Linked DNA regions of Homo sapiens: region 1 is linked to region 2. A link is an interaction called in ENCODE POLR2A ChIA-PET data of the cell type or tissue named here. Cell type or tissue: OCI-LY7. All regions are shown on one strand.

The links. ChIA-PET counts read pairs that join two places held together with the same protein. Peaks named below come from ENCODE experiments on the same cell type or tissue, not always from the same donor. Only the 100,000 strongest peaks of a DNase experiment are listed, where the experiment ranks them.
Region 1: POLR2A ChIA-PET joins it to region 2 with 9 read pairs; 3 of 35 experiments call an interaction of 5 or more read pairs at or near these places.

The regions. Positions count from the first base shown.
Region 1 is chr15:58,417,661-58,420,160 of GRCh38, forward strand. No RefSeq gene overlaps it. Among named protein-coding and RNA genes, the nearest start is that of LIPC, 13 kb to the right of the region's middle. In OCI-LY7, no CTCF peak of the experiment used is centred here; no DNase peak of the experiment used is centred here.
Region 2 is chr15:58,584,958-58,587,457 of GRCh38, forward strand. No RefSeq gene overlaps it. Among named protein-coding and RNA genes, the nearest start is that of LIPC-AS1, 87 kb to the left of the region's middle. RefSeq lists enhancers at 508-587, 898-947, 988-1,217. In OCI-LY7, no CTCF peak of the experiment used is centred here; a DNase peak (open chromatin) is centred at 964; H3K4me3 peaks cover 1,191 bases; H3K27ac peaks cover 1,880 bases.

The DNA.
Region 1 (2,500 bases), 170 kb before region 2:
GTTTTAAAAGAATATTTAATGCCCCTGAAATATGCCATTAATGTGTTGTTAATACACAGGTATTTAAACACTTTGTACAGTGTGTTTACAGTTATTTTTTTTAAATAATTGTATACATAGAAAAAATGACTTGGGGATATCCACATCAAAATGTCAACAGTGCTTATCTCTAAATGTGAAATCACAGACCTATGTATGTTTTTCTTTTTGTTCTTCTTTATTTTCCTATTTTACAATAATAAACATTTATTGATTTTATAATAGAAAAGTTATTAAAAATAAAACGTGCAACAAAATAAGCTTTGGTTGATTAAAGATTTAAATATAAAATCAAATTATGATAGAACTTGCAGACAACTGGAAAGAGAGTTTATCAGCTCTCTGGGGTAATTTTAACTTTCTCAGCTTTGAAGCAATTGAAATGATTGCACTATAAAAATTAGCATTACTGAAGATTTTTTAAGAGGGAAAATATTTCTATCAAACATTACAAAGAATTAAGATCCATCATAAATAACTAATTCAAATTTGTAAAATAAATGTCAAGATTCCAAAAGATAAATGGGTCAAAGACTGGACAATTCCCATAAGGGGCATACAATTAGTAGATAAACATAGTGGGGAAATGTTAATTCTTGCCAGAAATCAAAGACATGTAAATGGAAGCAGTCTGGAGATGCCAGTTTACATATTCTAATGGAACAACAAGAAAAAATGTCAAATGCTAATATCCATTGATGGTGGAGCTACCCAGAAATTTATCCATACCTTCATTTATAACCATATTGTTCATGTCCTTTTACCAGAAATGTTACCACTAAGAATTGATTCTTTTTTTTCTTTTCTTTTTTTTTTTTGAGACAGAGTTTCACGTTCTTGTTGCCCAAGCTGGAGTGCAATGGCGTGATCTCTGCCTCACCACAACCTCCACCTCCTGGGTTCAAGTGATTCTCCTGCCTCAGCCTCCCAAGTAGCTGGGGTTACAGGCATGCGATACCACACCTAGCTAATTTTTTTGTATTTTTAGTAGAGACAGGGTTTCCCCATGTTGGTCAGGCTAGTGTTGAACTCCCAACCTCAGGTGATCCGCCCGCCTCGGCCTCCCAAAGTGCTGGGATTACAGGCATGAGCCACCTCACCCAGCCAAGAATCGATTCTTAAGAAGTAATTTGGCTAAAGGAGAAAGGTCCCTCTTCATCTCCTTTACTTCTAAATGTTGGAACACCCAGGGCTCAGTCCCTTGACACCTTCTCTTTTCCACCCAGAGGCAGTGTCTGGGTGATCTCACCTATTTATGCAGGTGAGAGGAGCCACAGGCTCTCTCAGCATGGGCTCCAGGGAGAGAAGAGGCCAGAGCAGAGGTTTTCCTGGGAGTGGGGTAGGGGTAGCTTGAGGGCCATTCAAGGACTCTGACCTCAGTCAGAGAGGGCAATGAAGGAAAGAGAGACCAGCAAAGACATCCAGAGAGAAGCCCAAGGTGAACTTGGTCATCATATTAACCCCTATGCAATAACAAAACATCCAGGCTTGATCTACCAGAGCTTATCAGTGAGGTCCCCAGGAATTGCCTAATTGCAGTAGCCCTCAGCTCACTTGCAGGCCACCAGATCTCAGCTGGCCCTGACCACCATCTCCAAAGCCTGAAGGAATTATTGTGAGACAGCCCACTGAAGGTGGGTACCTCCAAGAGCCCTGCCCTGCCCTGCCAGAAGCCAGAGCTGTCCATCTGTTGGTGGTCACCCTGGGAATCTGGGACAAGAAGGTGCACTCTGGTCTGATGCCAGAAAGCAGAACCTCTTGGGCTCCCAAATCTCAGGATCTTTTTGCTCCACCAATGTACTCATCCACTCATCCCAGCCTGGGGCCTCTGCTTTACATGGGTCTTTTCATTGCTTAAGGATGTTTGGGCATCTACCATCTCTTCTTCTTCTTCTTTTTTATTTTTTTTTTGAGACAGAGTCTCTCTCTGTTGCCGGGGCTGGAGTGCAGTGGCCCAATCTCAGCTCACTGCAACCTCCACCTCCCTGGTTCAAGAGATTCTCCTGCCTCAGCCTCCCAAGTAGCTGGGATTACAGGCCCACACCACCACACCCAGCTTATTTTTGTTTTTTTAGTAGAGATAGGGTTTCACCATGTTGGCCAGGCTGGTCTTGAACTCCTGACCTCAAGTAATCCGCCCTCATCGGCCTCCCAGAGTGCTGGGATTACAGGCATGAGCCACTGCGCCCGGCCTCATCTCTTCTGCTTATGACCTTGTGAGGCAGGCATCCCAGGTTTCATTATCCCCGTTGTGTAAAGATTACGACTTACCTAAAGCACTGCTGGACTCAAACCCAGATCTTCTGCCCTCGATTCCATGTCCATCTCTGTGACCCCAGGTTTGGCCAAGTGTGGATCTTGCTGCATATGAACAGCCTGCCATTTCCTTCCTTGTGTACACACTGCCTGTGGAAAATGGACAAGGGAAGTTACATTTCTATCAAGAGCTGAAACAAGCAAT
Region 2 (2,500 bases):
AAGCTTAGCAGCATGTGGGTTGCCAGTCCTCTGGCAAGGGACTTGAAGGAAGCCTCTCTGCCCCCTTTCTAGTCTCCTCACCTCTCTCAGACACCTTCATAGCAGTGAAGGCAACTCAACCCATCTGGTCAGCTCTTCAAGAAGCAGGGAGACCCACACATTCACGAGGACCTTGCCCCGGATCCCCTCCTTAGGCTTATGATATGGTTCCCAGGCAGGAAGACAATCTTGCCCCAGCTCTCTGACAGGATTCTGCTGTGGCCCGAAGCCTCATTCACATCCCAGGCCTTATCTTCCCCCGGCAAGCCCCAGCAGCTGCTTTTCTCAGGAGAGGCAAATGGGTTAAACTGCAAGTAGAAAAAAGTTCAAGCTGCTATCATTCCAGAACCCCCAGTTCCTCATGTCTCGGAACTTCTTGATGTCTTTATTTTTGCATTCTAAAGTGCTTAATAAACATCACTGAATACATGCTACCACCCCTACCTCAAATCCTGTCTGGTGCAGGTTCAATCAATCATGATGCCTTTGGAAGCTAACTCAAACTGGCTTAAATAAAGAGGGTTTTTTGTTTGGTTGGTTTTGTTTTGTTTTTAAATCTCACACAAAAGGAAGTTCCAAGGTAGAGTGGGGCCTCAGGAAGAGCTGACTGGGCTGCTTGGTAATGTTATGAAGATGCAGTGTTTTTCCTTCTCTCTGCTCCACCATCCTTGATGTTGGCTTCATCCTCAGGCTGTTACCAAGTTGCCCACTGCAACTGCAGGCAGCTCACTCAGGCATGGTAACATCCAGAGAAGGAACAGTAGACATCATGCGGGAGACAGCCCTCTTATCTCACTGGCCAAAATTAGGTGACATGACCATTCCTAAACTTGGCAAGGGTAATGAGATTAACCACAGACCAAGGACCCTAACCACATGTCTGTTAGAGGAGAAGATACTTAAAATCAGGGGACACCTGCTCGCAAGCTAAATGTTCCAGTTCAGTAAGCAGTTTTTCACATGAAAACCAGAACAGTTGACATTCGAGTGTTCACCATATGCAAGGTGCCTTACATACATTCTCCTTTAATCCACATCATAGTCCCCTGAGGTGGCTAAAACTATTATCCCTGTTTCACAGATGAGGTACCTACAGCTTAGCTTTTACAAGGTCACACGGCTAATGGACCATCATTTCCCTCTTTATAGATTCTGTGTCCATGAATGCAGCCTACCATTGCAGTCAGCAACAGAAAATGTCCTTTACATATTAACTCCCTTGGACCCCATGTGAGAGCTATAATTAGGTATTGTACTTTAAGACACTGTCTTTTCATGTTATGGAGCTTGGTAACCAGCTATAAGTGCAAATCATTCATGGCAGACCACTAGCTGTGCCCTCCCTGCTGCCGCTGAGACTGTGCAGAGGCATGTGGCTATGCTGTGGAGTTTCACCTTTGATTATACAACATGCCCAGGAATCCTTTTTATAAAACAAGCCTTAAGATCTTAATATGGGGCCGGGCACAGTGTCTCACGCCTGTAATCCCAGCACTTTGGAAGGCCCAGGCAGGTGGATCACAAGGTCAGGAGTTCAAGACCAGCCTGGCCAAGATAGTGAAACCCCCGTCTCTACTAAAAATACAAAAATTAGCCGGGCATGGTGGTGCAGGCCTGTAGTCCCAGCTACTTGGGAGGCTGAGGCAGGAAAATCGGTTGAACCCAGGAGGTGAAGGTTGCAGTGAGCTGAGATCACACCACTGCACTCCAGCTTGGACAAAAGAGTGAGACTTTGTCTCAAAAAAAAAAAAAAAAAAAAAAATCTTAATATGGAACAGCCAAGCCTTACATATGAAACACTCGACTTACACATTTATTTTGTAGATTTCCCTAGGAACTAACATTTATCTAGGAAATCAAGTAAGTATTTTCTACTCCCTTCTACATATGAAACTCTTTGCATTGGTGGCTCTGCAGTGAGTGTGTGTGTGTGTGTGTGTGTGTGTGTGTGTGTATCAGTGGTTTTCCCATTATAAAACATTTGAGGCAGAAGGTATCTGAAGTTCTATTCAACCCTTCTTCTGTCCTCCCACCCTTAAGATAACCACGTTAACTGTGTAGTGTATTTCTATAGACTCTTTTGCAGCGCATTTTTTATTTAAAGTTTTTATTATGGAAATATTCAAATACACATAAAAGTAGAGAAGAATACAATGAAACCCAACATGCCCATCACCCAACTTCAACAATCAACATTGGCAATGCATTGTAACATAGTTGACATCCTAATATATTTAGTGATTTTAAAAATTATTTATTACGAAAAGAATCCGGTTCATTAAAAATTCAAGCAGTGCAGAAGAGTGAAGTAAAAAATAAAAATCTTCTTACTCTCCCAAGGCCCTTAATCCCAGTGCTCAGAAATAACTTAACAGCTTTTAATGTATCAATCTAGAGATTTTCTCTGAATAAATTATACATTTTTACAAATGTAAAAAATTTTCACACAAGAAATCAGACC